2 separate regions of the Mus musculus genome follow, and region 2 is linked to region 1. A link is a loop called in an ENCODE intact Hi-C map of the cell type or tissue named here. Cell type or tissue: heart. All regions are shown on one strand.

Region 1 (2,500 bases):
CGCGGCCGGGACAGACGCAGCGCGGAGGGGCCCGCGGTAGCTCGGCGCGGCCCGGACTCGGACTCGGCGGCCGGTGCGGCGCGGCCCGGCCCGAGCGAGGGTGGGGGGCGGCGGGCTGCGCCTGGCGGCGGCGAGCCGGGGCCATGCAGGCGCGCTACTCGGTGTCCAGCCCCAACTCCCTGGGAGTGGTGCCCTACCTCGGCGGCGAGCAGAGCTACTATCGCGCTGCCGCGGCGGCGGCCGGGGGCGGCTACACCGCCATGCCGGCCCCTATGAGCGTGTACTCGCACCCTGCTCACGCCGAGCAGTACCCGGGCAGCATGGCGCGCGCCTACGGGCCTTATACGCCGCAGCCGCAGCCCAAGGACATGGTGAAGCCGCCCTACAGCTACATCGCTCTTATCACCATGGCCATCCAGAATGCCCCGGACAAGAAGATCACTCTGAATGGCATCTACCAGTTCATCATGGACCGCTTCCCCTTCTATCGGGACAATAAGCAGGGCTGGCAGAACAGCATACGGCACAACCTCTCGCTCAACGAGTGCTTCGTCAAGGTGCCCCGCGACGACAAGAAGCCAGGCAAGGGCAGCTACTGGACGCTCGACCCGGACTCCTACAACATGTTCGAGAACGGCAGCTTCCTGCGGCGGCGGCGGCGCTTCAAGAAGAAGGACGCAGTGAAGGACAAGGAGGAGAAGGGCCGGCTGCACCTCCAAGAACCGCCACCGCCGCAGGCCGGCCGCCAGCCCGCGCCCGCGCCCCCGGAGCAGGCCGAGGGCTCCGCTCCCGGGCCACAGCCGCCGCCCGTGCGCATCCAGGACATCAAGACGGAGAACGGTACGTGTCCCTCGCCTCCCCAGCCCCTGTCCCCGGCTGCCGCCCTAGGCAGCGGCAGCGCCGCCACAGTGCCCAAAATCGAGAGCCCCGACAGCAGCAGCAGCAGCTTGTCGAGCGGGAGCAGCCCCCCGGGCAGCCTGCCGTCGGCGCGGCCGCTCAGCCTGGACGCTGCAGAACCCGCGCCGCCGCCACAGCCTGCGCCGCCGCCGCATCACAGCCAGGGCTTCAGCGTGGACAACATCATGACGTCGCTGCGGGGGTCGCCGCAGGGTTCGGCCGCTGAGCTCGGTTCCGGCCTCCTGGCCTCGGCGGCTGCGTCCTCGCGCGCGGGCATCGCGCCCCCGCTGGCGCTGGGTGCCTACTCTCCGGGCCAGAGCTCCCTCTACAGCTCCCCCTGCAGCCAGAGCTCCAGTGCGGGCAGTTCGGGCGGCGGGGGTGGCGGCGGCGGCGGAGGCGGCGGCAGCAGCAGCGCTGCGGGTACGGGGGGCGCCGCCACTTACCACTGCAACCTGCAGGCTATGAGCCTGTACGCGGCGGGCGAGCGTGGCGGCCACTTGCAGGGTCCGGCGGGAGGCGCGGGCAGCGCGGCGGTGGACGACCCCCTGCCCGACTACTCGCTGCCTCCAGCGACCAGCAGCAGCTCTTCGTCCCTGAGTCATGGCGGGGGCGGCCAGGAGGCCAGCCACCACCCTGCATCCCACCAGGGCCGACTCACCTCGTGGTACCTGAACCAGGCAGGTGGAGACCTGGGCCACTTGGCGAGCGCGGCGGCGGCTGCGGCGGCCGCAGGCTACCCTGGCCAGCAGCAGAACTTCCACTCGGTGCGGGAAATGTTCGAGTCTCAGCGGATCGGCTTGAACAACTCCCCGGTGAATGGGAATAGTAGCTGTCAGATGGCTTTCCCTGCCAGTCAGTCTCTGTACCGCACGTCGGGGGCTTTCGTCTATGACTGTAGCAAATTCTGACCCTATTCCCGGCACTCTTAGAGCCAAATGGAATGGAACCCCAGAGCAGGAACAGTAAAAGAATCCAGCAATGCAAAATCGAAACTAAAAACATACAAATTTTAAAACTTGAGAAGATTCCTCACACCAGCGAACAGAATCTCTCCTGAAATTCAGCTCACCAGCATCAGCTCAAAGAAAACCTATTTTCCTAAAAGATTAATGCAGAACCTCCTCCATTTTTGCCTTATCTAAGTAAGCAAAACCGTAAACTATTTTGTACAGACAACAAAATCATGGTTTATTAAAGGACAGTTTACTCCAGATACCACGTAAGTTTCTTGCGTTCAGAGACTCGCTTTCCTGCTCATTCGTCTTGCCCCTCTGCCTCTGCCTTGCCTCTCACCTGTAAGATATTTTATCCTATGTCGAAAGAACGGGAAAGTACCTGTTTATGAAAATCGCTTTCTTTTTATTCATGGACTTGTTTTTAAATGTAAATTGCAACATAGTAATTTATTTTTAATTTGTAGTTGGATGTTACGGACCAAACACCAGAAAGTGTTCCAAAAGCTTTTCAAGTTAAATTGCCTGAAACTTTTAAAATGTGCCTTTTCTCTCATTATAAAAAGGGAAACTGTATTAATCTCCTTCTATCATCCTTTTCTTTTTGTTGATCATATCCATTGTTTGTTTATTAATAAATTGCCATTCAG
Region 2 (2,500 bases), 210 kb after region 1:
TCATGTTATACCTCTGGAGCCAAAGGACAAATCATTGGCTGAGTGCTCTTTTCACTTGATTGGGTGATACTATCATGAAAGTCTTGGCCTTAGACAATTACTGTGATGCATACAATAGGTCATTTCTTAAGTCTCTCTGGAAAAATGAGGACTCAAATAATAATTCCTCCTTGTACAGTTGCCATTAAGAGCTGTAGAATCCCAAACAGAGGCTAGTTTTAATGTCAGTGTGCTTGGTATGATTATGAAGTACTCAGCTGAAGGATTATGGGAGATGGAAAAGTCTCAGAGGCAGCATTTAGGGCAAACACCACTTAATAAACTAAAAACCACCTTTATAGAATGTCATGCCACTCAAGGTAGTAAACAGTCCTTTATTCTAGCTTGCTGAGGACTCCTTGGTGTAAAAATGACCAGGGCCTGGCAGCACACTCCAAAGCCACGTGTCCTGTCTGTGGCAGACTAGTTCTCGTATACACTAGGATCTATGTGGTCAGTGCAAAAGGCTTTGGGGTAGTTATAGCAACTTTTACCTGCTTCATTTCTATCTCTTCATGAATTTTAAAAATGATCCTAGGACATGGTTTCTTCTTGGTCATAGCTCATATGTCCTACAACAAATTAACAGAAACAGGGAAGCTGGTAATTTTGATAAATGAATGGTGACTAGTACTTACACAACTGAGCTAGAACTACATGAGAGTCAGAGGTCCCACTGAGTTTCATCTTGTCTTTTTCTGTCTTAGGGAGAAGCAGACATGTAGCAGCCACTTGTGGAATGGCTTCTGAATAGGCATTACCACACAGCAACACTAGGCTGCTAACTGCATACTCAGGATGAAAAAGCAAAAAGGAAAAGGTGAAGATAGAGAGAGCCAAAGACTAGCAGGGCTTAAAAATCATTTGGTGTCTGATGGTTGGCTTGGATGTAAACATTTGGGGTGTGTGGTAAGCATGGGAGCATACTACATTTCAGAAAACACATTTACAGAGAACCTTTTACTTAAAAGCGAACTTTTCCCTCTCTCCCTTTGGGCAGAGCTTGGCCTGCTGCAGACCAGGAGGTGTGAAGCATACAATGAACTTGATCAGACTGTCTCTGTGGCAGCTGTCCAAATCACACATTTCCCTAGCAGAACATTCAGGCTTCAGGAGGAAGGAAGTCTTCTGCTACTGAAGATCATTAGCAGTGCTGAGTGCAACCACTGTCAGTTGCTTTGGGGTTGGCCTCTGATCACTCATACAAAGGACGGAAAATTGCTGGCGCCGCTGGCCCTGTGCCCAGCCTGTTGGACAGCAGAGCCTATGAAAGCCACTTTTTTTTTTTTTTTTTTTTAAATAGCCAACACACTGGAAGGGGGCAAAGGGTGGCTGGCATACACCCTCAGGCACATTAATCAGCAAGGAATTGATCAAATGTCACCACCCACTGGACTTCACTACCAAAACTCCATGCAAAGGAGACTCCTAGAAAAGGGGAGGCCCCAGAATAACACTGCATGCATAAAATGTCCTCCCTTCCTTCATATGGAAAGCTCATCTCTGAGGTGTCAGGATAAAACATGAGAACAGCATCTGTCCTTGGAGACCAGCAGGAGTGATTCACTATTTCATGGCACAGAGAAGGGAGGAGGACACTGTAATAAAAGTTTATAAGGTGAAATCTAAATCCTGAATGTCCTGCACCTTAAAAAAAACTTTCTTCTTTGTTTTGTTTTGTTTTTTTCTTTCTTTCTCTTCCTCTCCCCTTCCTGAGAGAACATAACACAATGTAATTAAATGGTAAATTACTCAAGAAAGAAATGTCTAGACTCATGAAAAAAAAATCTTTGTGCAGAAACAAAACTTTATACACCTCACATATTTTGGATAGCCTAGTTCTTCCAGCAAAGTTTAACGCTATAACCATGATTGTTTAAAGAATAATTTTCATCAGATGAAAGGGTAGTGAAGTGAAAAAATTCACAATTCTAGCGTAAGACAATCTGTGGATGAAGGAATTAATTGCTCCTTAAGTAAACAAAGTAAAATTTGAGGCCATGAGTGAGCTTTTCTCTATTTCTAGTCAGTCTCTGAACAGGAAATGTGTTGCCCTGAGAGTCACAATGCATACATTCTCCCGAATCCTGAGAACAACCCCAGTATTCCTCCTATTCATCCCTAAAGGAAGATGTCTGCATACCAACAACTGAATCCACAAGGTGAAGCTTAGATCTTGGCTAAAATTTACAATATATAAATAGATTTTATTTAACTTAATTTAGAAAACTTATGAAGGATTAGTATTTTAAAATACAGTGGCTGAAGCTGGGCCTATGGTACATACCTTTGACTCCAACACTGAGACATAGGCAGCACAATCTCTAAATTCAAGGCTAACCTGGTATACATAGTAAGTTCCAGGCTATTCAGCAGAATAGTTTGTCCTCAATGTGTGTGTATGTGTGTGTGTGTATGTGTGTGTGTGTGTGTGTAGCTAAAATGGAAATTAGGAAAGTTA

What was found. Hi-C counts contacts between places; a loop is a spot of excess contacts. Peaks named below come from ENCODE experiments on the same cell type or tissue, not always from the same donor. Only the 100,000 strongest peaks of a DNase experiment are listed, where the experiment ranks them.
Region 2: a loop joins it to region 1, with 2.2 times the contacts of the local background. A loop is called at or near these places in 5 of 42 quality-filtered maps.

Annotation. Positions count from the first base shown.
Region 1 is chr13:31,807,065-31,809,564 of GRCm38, forward strand. It overlaps Foxc1 (forkhead box C1), which reads left to right. Exons shown (of 1, transcript NM_008592.2): 1 at 1-2,500. The coding sequence starts at 144. The coding sequence ends at 1,805. Among named protein-coding and RNA genes, the nearest start is that of Foxc1, 1.7 kb to the left of the region's middle. In heart, CTCF peaks have their summits at 1,232 and 1,433; DNase peaks (open chromatin) are centred at 417, 527, 1,267 and 1,577; H3K4me3 peaks cover 2,500 bases; H3K27ac peaks cover 2,500 bases; H3K27me3 peaks cover 1,382 bases.
Region 2 is chr13:32,017,881-32,020,380 of GRCm38, forward strand. All of the region lies in intron 7 of Gmds (GDP-mannose 4, 6-dehydratase), which reads right to left. All of the region lies in intron 1 of Gm35672 (a long non-coding RNA gene), which reads left to right. Among named protein-coding and RNA genes, the nearest start is that of Gm35672, 11 kb to the left of the region's middle. In heart, no CTCF peak of the experiment used is centred here; a DNase peak (open chromatin) is centred at 1,241.